2 separate regions of the Homo sapiens genome follow, and region 1 is linked to region 2. The links are chromatin loops, found by intact Hi-C in ENCODE. Cell type or tissue: Caco-2. All regions are shown on one strand. Each heading gives the region's core, and the rest is flanking DNA. Links, peaks and the distances in the headings are about the cores only.

Region 1 (10,500 bases), core at 4,514-7,013, 190 kb after region 2:
AAAAGTTATTTGATGCTCACAGATAACTGAGGAAGCTCTAACTGTTCTGGGATCTAGAGTGGCAGAAAGAAGAATGTAGGAGAAACACAATAGCACACTTCCCAACTTAGTGTCTTGCATGTGGGTTTTCCCCAAATCCCACACATTTCTGCTTAGATCTCATTGGTCTGAAGGTAGTTTCATGCCATACGTTGCTGCTGGTGAAGCACAGAAATGCCGTCTTTTAGCTAGGTTTTTGCATTTCTAAATAAGTTGTAGATTCTGTAATTAAAGAATGAGGATGTAAATGTTATTGGCAGGCAACTGGCAGGTGTGTCCCTGAAGCCCAATACAAAAGCTTAAATAGGAGTACTGTGTAATGTTTGCTATAGTTTGAATGTATTTATCTGTCTAAAATTCTTATGTCAAAAACTTAATCCCCAAGGCAATTGTATTAAGGCAATTGAGGGGTCCGTTAGGTGGTGATTGAATCACGAGGCCTCAACCCTCATGAACGAATTAGTTCCCTCTTGAAAGAGGTGCAGGGAACTAGCTAGCTCCTATGATCTTCTTGGAGACACAGCATTGGCCCCTTCTGCCATGTGAGGACACAGCAATAAGATGACATCTTGGAAACTAAGAGAGGATCTCACCAGACACCAAACAATGAGTTTAGGGAGAGAAGAGAGTTTCAGGAGAGAGAAATGAATGTGAGAAGTACAGGAGTTTCCAGGAGTCCAGATAATGAGTTCTTTTCAAGGGACTATATATATGTCCCTTCTCTAGCTTTGCCAGGAGAAGTTTAGAATATACAAATTCCATTTCAAAATAAGAAACCTCCTGTACAGTTTTGGGGGATGATAGATATATTATCCAAGCAATGCAAAATGATACATTATTAGCTGGAGTTTTTGGCTCCGAAGTCTGAGATAAAGCTACGTTAAGCAGGTTGAACCATCTGGGACTTCTTCATATGCTAAACTCCTAAGCAGTCTTAGACTAAACATGACAAAGCTCTATTTATCTCCCCCTACATTAATTCACAAACCTGACTCTCAGGCCAAACCACTGTGATGCAAGGAAATATAAAAAGCAGATCAACACACACACATGTCTGTCAACGTAAATGGAGAGGAGTCCTTGGCCTGGTGCCCAAGTTGAGCACGCACAGTACAGCTATTATGTGCAAGTTGCCCTCACATTGCCATGCCTGGCCACAGAGTGCTTTCCAGGGTACACATCTAGTACTTGATATGAAAGTTTTCAATTTTTCAGTCCATGACCTCACTGATTCTTTAAGGTAAGTACATTTACACAAGAAGCCCAGCTCCTAAAGAGGTTGTGTCTCTTGCCCTGATCAGAGTGGTTGAGCTGCTTTGTAAAACAAGGAGCCTGAGTCCATAGCATTCACTCTTAGCATTCACTCTTTCCCACTATGCTACTATTAATGTCTCGTTGACAAAATATTTTCATTCATGTTCTCTCAGTTGACCTTCTCAGCAAAACTGAGAAACACAAAGTAGGTATTGCCAGTATTTCACTATATAAGTTAGGAAACCAAGGTTCAGGGGATTTTATTCAATGTCCACAACAGCTAACTGGCAGAGTGGGGGTGACATGTTTTATAATCCCAAATCCAATTATCTTGCCACTCTGCTATCTCTCAAAATTTGTAAAGTTACTGCTGTTTTCTGTTTTTAACTCATATCTAGGCAGCTTCAATTCAGTCACATGCTTTGGAGAATAATATAATGCATTTCTTGAAGATCTGGGGTCATCTATTGGAGTTAGATAATGACTTGTACACTTATTTTACACATTACATTGCAGTTGATAATAAAATAGGAGTTCTGAAAACAGTAGAATCATTTGAGGCTTTACTAAATCATGTGGATCACTACCCATTTCTGTCTGGACATTTATAGATTCAGAATTCATTCATTTAAATATCAGGGCTCCTAAGTCAAATACACACACACACACACACACACACACTGAGTTTATTACAGAATTTGAGGTAGAATATATGTCCTTTAGTTAGGTTGCGTTTAAATTACTCATCCTGCCTATGGAGTCTGAAACAACAATATGGAAGAATAGGATTTCAAACATGTGAAACATTATTGTTGTAAAGCCAAATTAAGTAGATGGGAGATATTAAAGTTAAGGACTGAACAGAAAATGTATGGGACATAGATTCAGGAGATCTCAGCGAACTATAGGGAATGTTGGAAGAAGTTGTTGACACATACACAAAACAGTACTAGCATAATGCTGAGTCAATTTTCAACCCCAGCTTTTAAAAGCCAAAAGCAGTCTTTTAAAAAGAGTGACTGACATCTAATTAAGTTGCATTATGATCAGGAAAGACTGCCATTCCCAAACCTTTTACAAAGTCTTTATTAACTTACTCAAGTCTCAATGAAGTCGTTTTAAAGCCAGAGGGAAAACATAAAGAGGCATACATGTCTATTAAATATTTAAAAAGAAAAGAAACACTGTGCTCACTTAAGAAATATCACCACACTAAGTCATAATTTTCATTTTGCCATACATTTTTATCATATCTTTTTTTTCTCTTCTTGCCTTTATATTCTTTATTCACACATCTCCTTTATTTTTACTCTGGTTTCCTTTGACTTTGTACACAAACCTAGTCATGTACTTTAATACAGCTTATTTATTCCATGAATTCCCCATCCTAGAGTTTGTGATATATAAAATTGTAATTTCCGCTTTATAAACACAAAATACATTTCTGTAGTCAATAAATAGATTTAGTGTGTTATATTGAATTTATTTTCACATGTTGTTTTTAATTTCTCATTTTATCTTTCTGTCTTCATTTTTTATTCTCTATAAATATATTCTACACTAAATACTTCATCAAGGTTTTGAAGGTAATACATTTTGTTAGCTTTTTTATGTCTGAAAATATGCACCTTGATTAATACATTTGGCTGAATATATAATTTGAAGTGATAGTTACTTTCATTCAACATTTTGAAGACAATACTCATTTTTTTTGTATCTGGAATTGTTTATTCTGTTATTATTCTGTGATTATTCTGTAATTAGCCTAATATTGTGTCTTTATATATCATTTTGCTTTTTTCAGGTAGTTTCAATATTTTCTGTCTAACATTGATACTCGCAGTTTCACTCCTTTTTATCTAGGTATGAGTTTATTTTCATACATCTTTGTTGGCACTTTTAATAAATATTCCATCTATGAACTCATTTTTTATCAATTCAGATATTCTTAGTTATTGGATCTTTGAGTGTTTAATCTGCCATTACCTTTATTTTTTCTTGAAACTCCTCCCATAATTTATTAAAAAATGTGTTAATAATTTCCCATTGCCTTTTAAAACCTCTCATATATTTTATTGGTTTTTCTATGCATTACTATCTGGGTCAATTTCTTGTTAGTAGAATCCAGTTAGTGTATTTTCACTTTTCCCATGTTTAGTCTAGGTTTTCAAAACTGTCTCAAAATTAAAGATGGTCTCTGACTCCTTGAGGGTTCAACTTGTGATTTTTCAGCTTTATGATGGTATGAAAGTGAAACATATTCCGTAGAATTGTACTCTGATCCCCATAAAACCATTTTGTTTTTCATTTTCAGTATGGTATTCAATAAATTACACAACATATTCAACACTATTGTAAAATAGCCTTTGTGTTAGATGATTTTGCCCAACTGTAGGACTTAAGGGAAAGAGATATTACAAAATGAAAAGAGAACTTTGAGTCCCCAGACTTCTATGGGCATGAAGACAGTTGAGAAAACAACTTAGCTGCAAATACAAAATAATTTTTTATGAAAAATCATGGATAATTTAAGAAGTTAGAGCCAAGGTCCTAGAAGGGAAGAACTGAGAGTCATGATGAATCATTCTCAAGCAGTAGGACTGAGAACTCATCAAGAAAATAGCTTTTAACTGTCTGCCCAGTATCTTCCCTTTTCTGACCTACTTACATAGGGAATTAGCATGGCAGTCTCAGGAAGTGATCTCATTTTTTTTTTTTTTTCAGTCTACTGTTTTTTTTGAGAGAGAGACACAGTGTCAATCCACAAGGGCGGTTTGAAATATTTCTCTGGATAGAAAGAGATGAAAATGACCCAAAGACCATACAAATATTGAAATACTACATTCCCAGCTCAACTCTAACTGTAGGCCATCAAGTTGTTGTTACCCAGTGTGCATGGTTGCTTGCTTTTCTCCAGAATCTTGAGAAATCATAGATGGAGTGTCTGACAAATAAGTTGATCCAGGGCTAGAAGTTTGCTGGTGAATATAAAGAAAAGAGAAATAGGGCAAAAAGTTGTATATTCACACAAGGGTTGTTAAGCTTTGTATAAACCAATGTTCCAAATGTAGGCATGGACATTAAAATAGGAGAGTTTGACTCGGAGAAAGGCAGAGATCAGGGAATGAGCAACCCCCTTGCTTGGATGACCTAGCTGCTTCAGAACAAATGGGTGATGGATGGATGTGTGGAAAGACGCGTTTAGAAAATAGATGTCTGAATTTGATATTTTGGATTTAGACATTTTAGGATTATCTAATGACTCAAAATATGATCATGTGAATGAGTAGAATGGAAGTAATGTTTACCGGAATTGAATAGTTCCATTTAAAGCATTGGCTCGGCAATTCTCATAGACACCAATTTCCCCAGCTGATGGCAAGACCAAAGACAATTACCTACCTGATAGAATAAGTTAGTCAATGGTAGGAGGCTGAGATGTTGATGGTTTGACCAGATTGGTAACATGAGCAAGTAGTCATATTGTTATTTAGCAAAAGTAGATATTTAAACAGTGTATGTTATGTATATGAATGTTACAACCACCTAAGTAATGTATATATATATATAAAATCCTGAAAAATTACAAGAATTATATAGAACAAAATGTTAACCATGCTCAATATCTTTGTCTTTTCTAGTTTTGTACATTTTTCCTTCTTGTTCTATATAGTTTTTTCATAATAAAAAATGAGAAATACATCTCTTTAAGCCATATTTATGAACTTTGAAAAATATTAATGACATCTATAAATGTTTTAACTGTCTTTATCTTATTTTCTTGTGGTCACACGTTACAGTTCTCATAAAAAGTAATTTATCATTAAGTGATATTATATAAGAAAAATAGTCAAGAATATTAACTAGCTGAATATTTTCATTTTCATATCTCTTTGCCTTTAGAACAGTCATGTATCTCTCTCCTTTATGTTTACTATGTGTAAAAGAGTGAATTGTTCTGAACAGTCCTTAAAATGGTTTCCAACTCTAATATTCTAGTATTTTAAAGTGTTTGTTAATTACGTACAATGAACTAATTATTATAAATAGTCTCTAAGATAAAAGACACATTTTGGGAGGCCAAGTTGGGAGGATAGCTTGAGCCCAAGAGTTCAAGACCAGCCTGAGAAATATAGTGAGACCTCATCTCTACAAAACATTAAAAAAATTAGTCAGCGTGGTGGTGCATACCTGCAGTCCCAGCTACTTAGAGGGCTGAGGTGGGAGGATCACTGGAGCATTGGAGGCAGGGGAAGTCAAGGCTGCAGTGAGCTCTGATAGCACCACTGCACTCCAGCCTAGGTGACAAAGTGAGACCCTATCTCAAAAAAAAAAAAAAAAAAAAAAAAGGCAAAGAATGAGATGGAATCCCTGACTATAAAGCTATTAAAATTGAGATGATCGTATAACCATAATGTCCCAGAGGATATTTTCCTGACATATGTGTATAAGTATCACGTACAGTTTTGGGGGTGACCTTTAATAAGATTCTAACATAATTATGCTTGTCATGATTTTGCTTGAAAATAATTTTACTAGAAAGTTTAGTAATTTCTTTATACCTAGGGCATATGAATAGTGATGGAGGTATCATATCTAAAACAGTGACATCTGGTGGCTTTAAGTGAGTCTTACAAGGTTACTATATTTAAATTTTAATATAAATGAGAGTAGTGAGGCTAAGGTCCGTAATAAAATGCGACAAATATGTTTACATCTATTTCTTTTAGAAAAGATGCAAATATTTGTATATACATGTAGTTTTACCTTACACAATTATGATGTAAACTCTATTATTAAAAAGCAAAAGACACAAGATACCTTTGGTCCAGTATTCATTTTTGTCATGCTATAGAAATTAGAAAAGTCCCACGTTACCATCATTTTATGTTTACTTTATATGTTATCTATTCCAAAATGGAAAATTTTGATTTGAGAGGAAAAAGGGCTATTCATCTGAAAAGCCCTGTCATATTCCTTGACTTTATAAGATATAAGACGTAAATAATATGAAAAGTAAAGCTCTCTCTCCCTGTTAGACTATTTTTAAGGCTAAGTTTTCCTTAAGACCTTTACTTTTCAGAACAATTTTTCTTTTCTTGCATCTACTGAATCAAATATCTGAATTATGATCTCTTCCGAATAACCATAACTTCTCTCATCTCTACCATTTCAACTCTCCAAAAGGTTGAGATTATAACTAGAAAACACTTTAAGGGCATAATGCATCTTCGATTTCTCTGAAGTCTTCCCTGGAATTTGTACAGTGCCAATAGTGCTGAGAACAAAGTTATGCGTTCAATAAATTCTTACTGAAATGACAGTCATCCTGATTCCGCCTTATTTACCACTGTAGTCATTTCCCTCTCAACCCCAAAGTAAGCCCTCATTCATATAACCTTCCTCTTTCTAAGGCTAAACTTTCTGCCTAGTCTCTTGACCCCACCTCCAACTATCTCTTCAGGGAACTTGCTCTATCAATTACACATTCTCTTTCCAGACTTTTCAATCATTTGCCTTTCACTTGATGTCTTTTTTTTTTCTGCTTTAAAAATGTCTCCTCCACAGTTGAAAACAAATCAAGCCAGCCAACCAAAAAAGCAAGCAAGAAGCAACAAGAAACTTTTTACCTCAAGCATAATTGTCTTTATTTCCTTTCATGGCCAAAATTCTAAAATGTGTCAACTTTGGTGCTTCTTTTGTATACTCTGACTCACAACTAATTTAACAGTATGTCTCCAGCACTTTGTCAAAACTTTTTATTTGAATTACCTCTCTGAGTACTTTTTTGGTCCTAAAGAACTTATGTTGAGAATCCCACATTTATCTCCCCATACCCAATTATATCTGCTATTCAAAGTGGCATTATGTACATTGTGCAATCCCGTGCCTTTGTGTCTTGAAGATTCTGGAGTAATAGTGTATTTTACCTACATTAATGTCTCATCAGTTTGTCCCTCATTGATGTGGGGCTCCTACCTGACAACATTTTGTTCAGGCCTACTTCAATCATGCTTATACTTTTTTTAAAAAAAGTATTTTGTTGTTATTGGTACTGTGACTTAAATTATCCTTCTTTTCCTCAAATTCAGAGGCTCCTTTCCACCAAAGTCAAGTCTCGGTTCATAGAAGGTAATAAAAATTTGTTACTTTATTAAAATCAGTTGTAAATTCCGCTGAAATCTCTTCCACACTAACACGTTTGCTGATTTTTTTTTAAACAAATGTTTTAAAATCTCTTAAGTAAAAAAGCCAACAACTACTGAAATAAACTCACTGCTCTACCCCATCTTCATATTGAAGAAGTGAATGCATTAATTTATGTTTAAATAACAGTATTTTCAACTAGGTGCAGTGGTTTATGCCTATAATCCCATTGCTTTGGCAGGCCATGGTGAGAGGATCACTTGAGGTCAGGAGTTCAAGACCAGTATAAGGAACATGACAAGACCCTGTCTCAAAAAAAAAAAAAAAAAAAAAAATTAGTCGCATATGGTGGGGTGCACCTGTAGTTCTGGCTACTTGAGAGGCTGAAGTGAGAGGTTCACTTGAGCCTAGGTGTTCAAAATTACAGTGAGCTATGATTGCAATACTGCACTCCAGCCTGGGAGACAGAGCAAGATCCTATCTCTGAAGAAAAAAACAATTGATTATGCTGCATAGCAATCACGCCAGGTATTTTCTATAGCCTAAAATCTTGACTATGATTTATCTAATATTATTCTCACTCCAGTTCACTTCCAACAAGATGTCTTTTTATTACTTCAGCCTTAACATTTATTACTTTAGTCTTAAAATAGACTTCTATTTTACTTCAAATTGTCTGCTTTGTCTGATTTCCCTCTAGTTTTATACTCCTGTAAATAAAAATAATTTTTATTTATTTCTACTGTGAGTTTCTCACATGAATATGGTTCTTCATACATATTTCTTGTATATACATAATTAGATTTACTTGGTTATTCACTTGTAAGATTCATTTGTGGACTTGGTAATTTATGAAATTCCTGGACTCATCAGATTTAATATGAAATAATAATGTGGTCATTTCTTGTTAAAGAGAGAAGTATGTGTAAGGTGAGACATTTATAGTGAACATTCTCTGCTATATTTCTTAAAATGTACATATATATCAGGCATAATAAGTGTGTGTATTTGTACATTTTTCTGCTTTGTATGCATTCCATTGCATACTCTTTTTCTTGTAGGTACAACTTCAAAAACAATGACAAAAGGACTGACCTTGCTAAGGTAATATTCTGTAAGTCGTAACATCTACCTTTACCTGCACATCAGGAGGTTGATGTAATTGTATGTTAACTGAAGCTCACTTAAGTACTTCTCTTTAACTTATTTCTTTGCTCAGAACTTTATAAATTCAATCAAATAATTATATATAAAGATGATTATAAAATATTATATATTGTAATATATGTATAACATACATACAGACATATTCAAAATATATATTTTAACTGTAACAAAGTACAAGTTATGTACAGATATAATTACCACAATTCCAGCACAAGTAATGGGAATAGCTTAGGTCTGAATCTGATTTGAATCTTCTGATTTTATTATTTCAGCTAGTGATGCTCTATTGATCTTTGAATGTTCACATTAGTCTATGTCAGATGCTTAACCTTCTGCATCTGAACTCATAAATTAATTTGTCTGTCATTCTCAAGTTGCTGAAAACTCAAAGGTTAAATGAATAATTGTCATCTATTTCTATATCTTCAGTTCCAAATATTATTATTATATGTTTCACAGATTTATGCACATTGAAATGCCAGGCACATTTACTGCTTCCTAGAGTGCTCTGAAAACAAAAACAAAAACAAAAACCTTCTACCAAGTTCCTAACATCCTAACATCTAAATAGATTAATATCTTTGACCATGTTATGAGAGGTTAGATGCTTATACTGAGAATGCACATAGATTTGAGGCCTGAATAATAAAGTTATTCACAAGTCTATATCAAGTTCTGTTGTATAACTAAGGACCTCCAATTATGACAATAGAAAGTTTGCTGTTTAAATATTTGGCAACCATTTAGGTATATGCTGTACAAGGTATTAGTGGTTTTGAAAGAAAGTACAAATTCAAACTGATCAATAGAAAAATATAAAATAGCATGAATATTCAAAAAGTGAGAAAGTTATTTCAGTTTGAGAAATGAGTTTATGAAGATGATATTTAATGTGTATCTTAAAGGCTAAATTAGTCTGATATTTAATGTTGAGGGTAATCTAATCATCTACATGGCCTTTGAAATATTATGCTTAGATCACATTTAGGAAGAACTCCCCAGTCCCCTTTTGTATTTAGATTCAATCTATTCTACCTGTGATTTCCCATGGACATATAAACCTCTAGCTTTGCTTGTATATTTTTAGCATAAGATACCTCTCACTATATCTTGTAAAAATGGTTAGGTTAGGGATTACAAGCTTTTAAGGAAGTATCAGCTTTTAATTTTAGAGAAGGCTTGAGTCACCAACCATGGTGGCTCACACCTGTAATCTCATCACTTTGGGAAGCTGAGGGGTGTGAATCACTTGAGCTCAGGAGTTTGAGACCAGCCTAGGTGACATAGTAAGACCCCCTAGCTACAAAAACTAGAAACAATTAACCAGGTGTGGTGGTACATGCCTGTAGCCTCACTACTTAGGAGGCAGAAGTAGGAGGACCGCTTAAGCCTAGGAAGTCAAGGCTGCAGTGATTGTACTACTGCACTCCCACCTGGCAGACAGAACGAGACTTTATTTCAAAATAAAGAAAGAAAGAAAGAATAAGAAACGAAAAAATAAGAAAGAAAAGACCTGAGTCAGACAGACTTATGGTCAAATTCTTTATCATCTATGATTTCTTCAACTGTCAAATACTACAATAATGGTAATTTGCAGGGCTTATAATAAAGGTCAAATTAAATAATACATCTGATATTACATTAGATAGTTATACAATATTGCAAGTACTCAAAACATGGTAATTAATTTCTAATACTTGTTTTTAAAATTACATTGAGGTGATAAGATTTTTGTTTAAGAATGGTGTATTGAGTCCAAACTCTTGTTGCCTTATATGTAAGAAATTCTTCTAAAATAATAGAACAGTAAAAACTTAGCAACAACCAAAAGTGAATAAAATAATGACAAACATAATATACAAATAACATTCTACAATAAAATTTTGGAAGCTC
Region 2 (10,500 bases), core at 4,907-7,406:
TTGCTACAATCAAGGGCTTAAAATAACACATAGTTTCTGCAGGTCTGAAAACTAGGTAGGCTTGACTGGTGTCCTACAAAGACAAAATCGAGGTATTGATGGGACTGGGCTATTATCTGGAGATTTTGTTGAGTAATCTGCCTTCAAACTCATTGGATTGTGTGCTGAATTCAGTTTCCTGCCTCTGTAGGACTGAACTCTCCATTTCCTTGCTTGCTTTCATCTGGGGGCTGTCCATAGCTTCTGCAGTCTACCTGCATTTCTTAGCATGTGTCTCCCACCAGCTTCAAAACCACCAACGGTGGGTAGAATCTCCCTCATGCTTTAAATCTCTGATTAATTTTCTGCTCCCAGCTAGAGAAGGCATTCTGCTCTTAGGGCTCATGTGATTAAATTAATCCACCCAGACAATCTGGCTATTTTAAAGTCAACTGTTCCATATACGATAATCATGAGAGCAATATATCATCATAGTCATAGGTTCTAGATATTAAGGCATGGGATATTGAACTGGATGGGAAGTGCACTTTTAGTATTCTGCCTGTCACACTCCATATTTTTGCTATTTTTTTCTTTCATAATTATGCTTGTTATTATTGTGGTTAAAAATATTATTGTAGTTACAAAAATGTAACATGAGATCTCCCATCTTAACAAAATTTTAAGTGTACAGTAGAGTATTCTATACTATTGAGAGACAGGACTAGCTGGATTTCCTAGGCCAACTAAAAATTCCTGAGTCTAGCTGGGGAAGGTGACCACACTCACCTTTAAACACAGGGCTTGTAACTCAGCTCACACCCGACCAGTCAGGTAGGAAGGAGAGCTCACTAAAATACCAATTAGGCTAAAAGCAGGAGGTAAGGAAATAATCAAATCATCTATCACCTGAGAGCACAGGGGGAGGCAATGATTGGGATATAAACCTCCGGCATTTGAGCTGGTGGTGGCAACCCCTTTGGGTCCCCTCCCATATTTTGGGAGCTTTGTTTTTACTCTATTAAATCTTGCAACTGCACACTCTTCCGGTCTGTGTTTGTTCCGGCTTGAGCTGAGCTTTCACTTGCTGTCAACCACTGCTGAATGCCGCCATCACAGATCCCCCGTTGACTTCCACCCCTCTGGATCTGGCAGGGTGTCCGCTGCACTTCTGATCCAGCAAGGCGCCCATTGCTGCTCCCGATTGGGCTAGAGGCTCGCCATTGTTCCAGCGCAGCTAAGTGCCCGGGTTTGTCCTAATCGAGCTGAACACTAGTCGCTGGGTTCCACGGTTCTCTTTGGTCACCCACTGCTTCTAATAGAGCTGTAACACTCACCACACAGCCCAAGGATCCATTCCTTGGAATCCGTGAGGCCAAGAACCCAAGGTGAGAGAAAAAAAGGCTTGCCCCTATCTTGAGAGCGGGACAAGAACAAAGACCTGCCAGTAACACTATAATCACAACTCTATAAAAGACATCTCTAAACTTTGCCATCCTGACAACCACCATTGTACTTTCTGTTTCAAGAGTCTGACTACTTTATAGTAGTCTGACCTCATATAAATGGGATCATGCAGTATTTGTCCTTTATTAACTAGCTTACTTCACTTAACGTTATGTCCTCAAGGGTAATACAGTTGTGTCATATGACATGATTTCCTTCTTTTTACATTTGAATAATATCTCATTGTCTATATAAATCACATTTTCTTTATTCATTCATCTCTCAAAGGACATTTAGGTGTTTCTACCACTTGGCATTTCTGAGTAATGCTGCTATGAATGTAGGAGTGCAAATATTTCTTTGAGAGCCTGATTTCAATTATTTTGGATAAATACCCAGAAATGGAATTGCTGGATCACATGGTAATTATATTTTTAATTTTTTGAGAAACCTCCATACTGTTTTCCATAGTAGCTGCTCAATTTTACATTATCACTAACTACACAGGGGGTTTAATTTCCTCACATCCTTGACAATATTTATCCTTTGTTTTTTCATAGTAGCCATCCTAACAGGTTTGAGGTGATTATATCACTGTGGTTTCAATTTGCATTTCCTTTTATTCCTAGTTTGTTGAGTGTTTCTTTCTTTTTATCATCAGGAACAGGGTTGAATTTTGTGAAATGCTTTTTGTGCATCTATTGAGGTGATTATGTAATTTTCTCTTTGTTCCTTTGTTCTGTTAAATGTGATGTATTATATTGATTGATCTTTATGTTGAACCATCCTTGTATATCTTAGAAATTAATCCCATTTCATCATGGCGTATGATTCTTTTAACATGCTGTAACATTCAGTTTATTAGTATTTTGTTGAGAAATTTGGAACCTGTATTCATCAGGGATATTGGCCTGGAGTTTTCTTTTCTGGTAGGATCTTTTTCTGGATTTTTTATCAGGATAAATGCAGGATTATTTTTGGAATGCTAGAAAATCTTTACTATCGGCCTTACTCTGTCTACCCCCATACACAGAGTTCATAAATTCCCTGTCCGGAAATGAGACTAAGTCACACATGACACTAAAAGCAACATATAAAAATATAGGTGGTGTTACCTTATTTGTTTTTCAGATTTTTTTTCTGCTCCTAGGGTTCTGCCAGAAATGTCAATCTGCCCACTTTCTGAAAAATTTATCCAATTTGTTAGCATTAAAATTATGCAATGAATACAACGGCAATCAAATACAATACAATTTTTTGGGGGGGTGCTATCACAAAGGGATATCAATGTCAATCTAGAAAAAAATTAAAGTTTCAATGAATAAAACAAAGGAAAGAATAATAGTAGGTGTGGACTTATTCATTAGACACTAAAATTTAAAGGTACAGAAGTTAAAATAGGAAAACATTAATAAACAAAATAAGAAATCCAGAAAATTTGAAAATATTTAAAAATATATTTGACATACATGAAAATATAAATATATATTTCACATGTATTTGAAATCTCAGAGTAGAAATGTATAATCCACAACTGTAGTTGGAGGTTTGAAATGCTTCTCTAAATTATCAACACAATAATAAATTTTAAAATCCTCAAGAAGATAGAATAGCTAAGCAGTATCATAAACCGAATGGATATAATTGGCATTTATAGGACACTACCAAATGACAGTAGAATAGACATTATTTTCAAGTTGGTATGAAATCATTCATTAGTATTAATCATCATCTTGTAAAAGATAATGAAACCTTATGTAAAACAATTGAAAGCACACAAGTATGTTCCTTGATCATAATGAAATTAAATCTGCAAATCTGGATCTGCAGATTTAATCTGCAAATTAAATCTGGAAAATCTGCAAATATTTGGAAATCTAAAAATATATTTCAAAGTTATTTAAAAGCTTAAATAGGAAATCTCAATAGATATTAGACAATATTTTGAACTGAATAAAATTTAAAATACAACATTATCAAAAGCAGTGCTTAGAAGGAAGTTTATTGGAATAAATGCTAATATTAGAAAACAAGAAAGTCTCAAACCTAAAATCAAAGCTTTTCTAAGGAAACTTGAAAAATTAAAAACAGTAATTCTAAAGAAATCAGAAGAAAAGAAATAAAAATAGGAGCAGAGAGCAATGAAATTAATAGCAGAACACACACACAAAATGAATAAAACTACAAAAAGATGGTTAATGGGAAAAATGACAAAATTGATAAACTTCTAACTAGTCTGATAAAGAATAAAATGACAGAAGACATACATTTTTGTCAATATTAGAAATAAAACAGTGAATACTACTACAGACCATGCAAAGGTTAAAAAATTAATAAGAAGATGCTGGAAGAAAACTCTATGAACAAAAATATTTACAACTCAGATGACATGGACCAACTTCATGAAAGGGAAAAGTGTCTTCGTCCCTTCTGTTGCTATCACTGAATTCCTAAGACTAATTAATTTATAAAGAAAATGTTTCTTAGAGTTCTGGAGGCTGAGAAGTCCAAGATTGGGCAGCCACATCTGGTCAGCTTCTGGTGAGGGCCTGGTGCTGCATCATTACCTGACACAGGGCATCACAGGGTGAGAGAGGTGCACTGAGAGCCAAACTGGTTGTTATAATGGACCTGCTCCCATGGTAACTCATTAATCCACTTATCCATTAATCTATTAATCCATGAATACATGAATCCATTTATGAGGGTAGAATCCTCATGACACAACTTCTTAAATGCCCCATCTCTTAATACTGTTACATTAGAGATCAAGTTTCAACATGAGTTACAGAGGGACAAAACATTCAAATCATACCAGAAAGCTATCAAAATTTACTCAAAAGTAAACTTATTAAGAAACTTAAAATAATGGTTAAAATGGTATGGGAAAGGACATTTTATGCACAAGTCATGTCACTGGGAAGTAATATCAAGCATTTAAAGAAAAAAGTCAACTCCAAAAAAGTTAAAAAATGAACAGGAAGAAGACCTTTCCAATTTCTGAGTCAAGAATAGCTGTGATATCAAAACCAGATGGAAGATAGTACAAGAAAATGAACATACAAACAGACAAATTTTCATCATGAACATAGATCTGAAAATCCTCAAAAAATATTAGCAAACTGAATACAGCAATATATAAAAAGAATATTATACCATAACCAAGTAGGTTTTATTGTAGCAATAATAACTGGTTCAATATTCAAAAAATATATCAATGTAATACATTATATCATCAGTATAAAACAAATAAAAATGTGATTATATTAGTTGATAGAGAAATAGCATTTGAGAAAATTTAACATCTGTTCATGTTAAAAGCTGCCAGTAAACTTGGAACATAATAGAATGTTTACAAAATTTACTTAACCTACCTAACCTCATATTTAATAATGAAGTACTGAAAGTTTTCTCTTAAGATCAGAAAAAAAAAAAAAACCATGAATGTCTACTCTCATCATTGATATTAAGCATTATACTGGAAATCCTAGCCAGCATAATAAGGCAAGAAAAATAAGTAAAATGGCACATATATTTGAGATGAATTTCCAAGGTGTTCCTCGTGCTTCTTGTATTTGGATGTCTAGGTCTCTAGCAAGGCTGGGGAAGTTTTCCTTGATTATTCCCCAAATATGTTTTCCAAAATTTTAGATTTCTCTTCTTCCTCAGGAACACTTTAGGTCCCTAGTTTTGGTTGTTTAACATAATCCCAGGCTCTTTGAAAGCTTTGTTCATATTTTCTTATTCGTTTTTCTTTGTCGATGTTGGATTGGGCTAATTTGAAGACATTGTCTTCGAGCTCTGAATTTCTCTCTTCTACTTGTTCAATTCTATTGCTAAGACCTAACAGAACATTTTGCACTTCTATAAGTGTATCCCATGTTTCCTGAAGTTTTCATTGTTTTTTCTTTATGCTATCTATTTCCTTGAATATTTCTCCCTTCACTTCTTGTTTCGTTTTTTAGATTTCCTTGCACTGGGCTTCGCCTTTCTCTGGTGCCTCCCTGATTAGCTTAATAACTAACCTCTTGAATTCTTCTGCAGGTAAATCAGGGATTTCTTCTTGGTTTGGATCCATTGCTGGTGAGTTAGTGTGATTTGGGGCGGGGGTGGATGTTAAAGAGCCTTGTTTTGTCATTATCAGAGTTGGTTTACTTGTTCCTTCTCATTTGGGTAGGCTCTGTCAGAGGGAAGGTCAAGGGGTGAAGGCTGTTCAGATTCTTTTGTCTCACAGGGTGTTCCCTTGGCGTAGTACTCTCCCAATTTTCCTATGGATGTGGCTTCCTAAGAGCCAAGACCCAGCAAGTTTACCAGGCTCCAGGACTGGTACTGGGGGTTGTCTGCAAAGAGTTCTGTAATGTGAACTGTCTGTGGGTCTCTCGGCCATGGACACCAGTACCTGTTCCAGTGGAGGTGGCAGGGGAATGGGATGGACTCTGTGAGGGTTCTTAGCTTTGGTGGTTTAATGCTCTATTTTTGTGCTGGTTGGCCTCCTTACCTGGAGGTGGCGCTTTCCAGAGAGCATCAGCTATGGTAGTCTGGAGAGGAACCGGCAGTGAGTGGGGCCCTAGAATTCCCAAGAGTATATGGCCTTTGTGTTCAGTTACCAGGGTGGGTAGGGAAGGACCATCAGGTGGGGGCGGGGCTAGGCGGGGCTAGGCGTGGCCGACCTCACACTCTCCTTGGGCAGGACCTGCTGCAGCTGCTCTCGGGGTTGGAGGGGAGGTTCCTAGGTCAATGGAGTTGTGTACCTAGGAGGATTATGGCTGCCTCTGCTGAGTCATGCAGATTGTCAGGAAGTGTGAGAAAGCCAGCAGTCACCGGCCTCACCCAGCCACCCTGCCGCCATTAACAGCACTAGGCAGGCAGTGCGCAGAGCTGAGAACTTGCCCCAGGTTACCCGCCTCCCAGCTGCTAAACAAAAGGGAGGCTTTTCAGCTGGTTCAAATTGTTACAAAGTTCAGCTAGAGATTTGCTTTTACCTGCGGCGTTTTCCCCATACCACTGGCTGCCCTCCCGAAGAATTCCTGTGATGCCAGGCAGGAATGGCCTGGTTGGAGACCAGCTAGCTCCCAGGGCCTTTCCCGCTGCTTCCTCTACCCCTGTATTTCGCTGGGCTCTCTAAATGGATTCAGCTCCAGGTAAGGCCAGAATCTTCTCCTGCAAACTAGACCTTCTATTTACCCAGGAGGTGTGTGTGTTGGTTTGGGATGGTTGGGGAGGGCAAAAGCTCTCCCTTTCCCACTTCCGCAGTTTGGGCACTCACAGTATTTGTGGTGTCTTCCGGGTCCTGCAGAAACAGTCTGCTTCCTTAGAGGGTCTGTAGGTCCTCTTAGGATTCCTGATTTATTCCTGTAATCGTTCTGGAGCTAAAATACACTATGCGAACCCCCGCACACTGCTCTGTCTGTCAGAGTCAGAGCTTCAATCTAGTTCTGCATGCCGTCCGCCATGATGGACCCAAAGTGAATGGCACATATATTTGAAAAAAAAAACACAATGATTTCTCTTCACTCATGACATGATTATCTATTATAAACTTTCAGTGTTTTTTTTTTTCTAAAAAATGTCCTAAAACTAATAAGAGAATAATAAGATCACAAGTTACAAGTTTGGCATACAGGAATCAATTGCATTTCCACATATAATAATTTTGACATAATAAGCAATTAGAAACTAAAATGTCAGTATTATTTAGAATAGCTCTGAAATATAACAAGAATAGTTGTGAAAATATGAAATACAAATCTCACAGAAAATGTACAAGATCTGTCAGCTGAAAACTATGCAATATTGATGAAAGTAATCAAAGACCTAAATAAATGCAGAGACATAACAGGTTCCCAGTTTCGAAGTCTCAGCGTAATAAAGAAGTCTATTCTCCTCAAATCAGTTTATGAACTTAAAGTTAGTCTAATCAAGGTCCCAGTAGGTGGTTTCATTGATATTGACATGGTAAATCAAAAGTTTATATGCAAAAGTAAAGGAACTCCAAAAGATGAACAATTTTGGAAAGAAGAATACAGTTGGAGAAATCACAATACTGGATTTTAAGCCTTACTAAAAACCTGCAGTAAAACAGACAGTGTGAGATAGAATGATAGATCAATGGATTAAAATAGAGATTACATAAATATACTCAAATGTACTTGTGCTTCTCCTATACTTCCCCCAGTAGAAGTCTACTGTTACTTGTTTTTCAAAAAGCTAGATAGCCTAGTGGTAGGAAGAAATAAGCTGTGATCTCTGTTGTTCTGGTTGAACCTCTGTCTTAGGCATGCACTGTTTTCTTGTGTTTAGGGACTTCTTTAACTCTGCCCCTTCTATGGCTGCAGATACGGGGTCAGTGCGTAATCCTGTTTCTCCCACAGGACTACAAATTTCTTTTTCTTGTTCCTTTATCCCTTATTCAATGAGATTTCACCAATGTCCTTATAGGTTTTCCCCTATAGATTGAGGCTTTTGTTTCATGGTGGGGATAGTGAAGAAAATCCAGGCAAAATTTTTTGCTGCTTTTGCATAGGTGTGTTCTTTTTGTCTTCCAGGTCTGTCCTGCTACTTAGAGCTTTTTTTTTTTTTTTTGAATAGTATTTTCTGTAAGCATCCAATGGAGTTCATGGAGGAAAACAACCTAAAAGAGGTTACATATTGCCCCAGTTTGTTTGCTTGTTTGTTTGTTTGCCTGCATCCTAGGTATTTCATATTTCTGCATCAGCCTGCACTCCATTTTCACTCATTTTTTTCAATTATTCTATATTCTAACTGTTCATACCCGTAACTGGTTGCATTTACTCCAGATGTGCACATCCTCTCTTCTCTCTCCCCATGCAGACACCTCCTTAGGTTTTGGGTTGCTGGTTGTTATGGTACCTCAGCTTCTTTTTGTTAGATTAAAAAAAAGTCATAATTTGAATTTAATCCAGCTCTTTGTCTAGGTCTTCATGGCTGTGAAGATGGGAGTAATGCTTCTTCCAACCTGGGATGGAAGGTAGAATTCCCTTGCAAGTTAAAATTTTAAAAATAATTTACCAGTTAATGTTTTTAAAAGTGAATTAGTCTCATTCATCTTATTTTGCCTTATTTTAGAATTTTTTTTTTTAATTGAGACAGAATCTTGCTCTGTTGCCCAGGCTGGAGTGCAGTGGCACCATCTCAGCTCACTGAAACCTCTGCTTCCTGGGTTCAAGCGATTCTCCCACCTTAGTCTCCCAAATAGGTGAGACTACAGGTGTGCACCACCACGCCAGGCTAATTTTTGTATTTTTAGTAAAGACAGGGTTTCGCCATGTTGGCCAGGCTAGTCTCGAGCTCCTGACCTCAGGTGATTTGCCCGCCTCAAGAAAAATGTTTTGAGAGAATCATAGGTTCATGTAGAGTTGTAATAAATAATAAGATTCTGCATACCCTTCACCGGGTTTTTTCTGTGGTAATATTTTACATAAGCATAGCGAAATCAGCAAATTAATATGGATAAAAGGCACCAACATTATTTAGAATCCACAGTTTTACAAGCACTGATTTGTGTAATTCATGTGCTTGTGTGCACATATCTGTATGTGCATATATTTATTTCTATTCAATTTTATCGGATGTGAAGATTCACGTGACAACCACAGTCAAGATACAGAACAGATAGTTTCATTTCAGGGATCTTTCCTGCTATACTTTTACAGAAACATCCATCTTCCTTCCATCATTTCCTTCTCCAGTTCATAATCCCTGGAAATATCATATCTCTTCCTTTTCTCTCTAATTTTGTAACTTCAAAAATGTTCTATAAATCGAACAGGTATATCTAACCTTATGATTGGAGATTTTTACTCAGTAGAATTATCTTTATACACAAGTTGGTCTGTTTCTTCTTATTGCTAATTAGTGTGTATTCTGTGGTGTGATTGTACCACATTTTGTTTAACCATTTACCTGGTGGACATTTGAGTTGCTTCCATTTTGGAGCTATTATGAATAAAGTGACTATGGGCATTAGTTATATACAGTTTTTTGTGTAAACATCAGTTTTTCTGTCTCTGATACAAATGTGAAGGAGTACAGTTCTGGGTTGTGTGGTAAGCGCATGCTTAGTTTGTAAGAAACTGACATACTCTTTTCTAGAGTGCCTATGTGATTTTGTATTTCCATTAGCAAATGTGAGTAATGCAGTTCCCCTACATCTTCATCAGCATTTGGTGTTATCATATTTTGTTTATTTGTTAATTTTTAATTTAGTCATGCTGATATGTACATAGTGATATCTCATTTGGCTATTGATTTGCATTCCCTGAGGCTAATGATGTTGAACATCTTTTCATGTTGTCATCTGTTTATACTTCTTAGTGAAATGTCTGCTGCTTCTGCATAATTTTAAATTAGATTATGTTTTTATTGCTGAGTTTTGAACTTCATATATTCTAAATCAAGTGCTTTCTTGCTAGTGTAATTTGCAAATGTTTTCTCTGTCTATAGCTTATTTTTCATCTTCACAGAATCTTTTGAAGAATTAAAAGTGTTAATCTTAATTGTGATTATTACATTTTCCTTTTTTGAATCATGCTTTTGGTGTTAAGTCTAATACATCTTTTCTAAATCTAAGCTACAAAGATTTTCTCTTTTTTTTCCTAAAAAGTTTATAACTTTACATTTCACTTTTAAGCCCATGATCTATTTTGAGTTATTTTTTATTTTTTTTTTTTTTGAGATGGGAGTCTTGCTCTGTCGCCCAGGCTGGAGTGCAATGGCGCGATCTCCGCTCACTGCAAGCTCCGCCTCCTGGGTTCACGCCATTCTCCTGCCTCAGCCTCCGGAGTAGCTGGGACCACAGGCGCTTGCCACTGCGCCCGGCTAATTTTTTGTATTTTTAGTAGAGACAGGGTTTCACTGGGTTAGCCAGGGTGGTCTCAAATTCCTGACCTCGTGATCCACCTGGCTCGGCCTCCCAAAGTGCAGAGATTACAGTGGTGAGCCACCAGGCCCGGCCTTGAGTTAATTTTTACACGAAGTGTGAGGTTTTTAGGTTGAGGCTCTTTCTTTTACTTCCCATAATTTTTCAATTGCTCCAGCACCATTTGTTGAAAAAAA

Evidence for each region. A loop is a pair of places that touch in the nucleus more often than their neighbours do. Peaks named below come from ENCODE experiments on the same cell type or tissue, not always from the same donor. Only the 100,000 strongest peaks of a DNase experiment are listed, where the experiment ranks them.
Region 1: a loop joins it to region 2, with 2.7 times the contacts of the local background. A loop is called at or near these places in 2 of 110 quality-filtered maps.

Annotation. Positions count from the first base shown.
Region 1 is chr2:78,346,806-78,357,305 of GRCh38, reverse strand. No RefSeq gene overlaps it. Among named protein-coding and RNA genes, the nearest start is that of SNAR-H, 400 kb to the right of the region's middle. In Caco-2, for the core only: a CTCF peak has its summit at 5,894 (motif pointing left); no DNase peak of the experiment used is centred there.
Region 2 is chr2:78,537,638-78,548,137 of GRCh38, reverse strand. It overlaps LOC124906027 (a long non-coding RNA gene), which reads left to right and starts at 6,248. Exons shown (of 3, transcript XR_007087117.1): 1 at 6,248-6,566. LOC105374820 (a long non-coding RNA gene) reads right to left here and starts at 2,607. Exons shown (of 4, transcript NR_136312.1): 1 at 2,541-2,607. In Caco-2, for the core only: a CTCF peak has its summit at 5,921 (motif pointing right); a DNase peak (open chromatin) is centred at 6,037; H3K4me3 peaks cover 1,294 bases.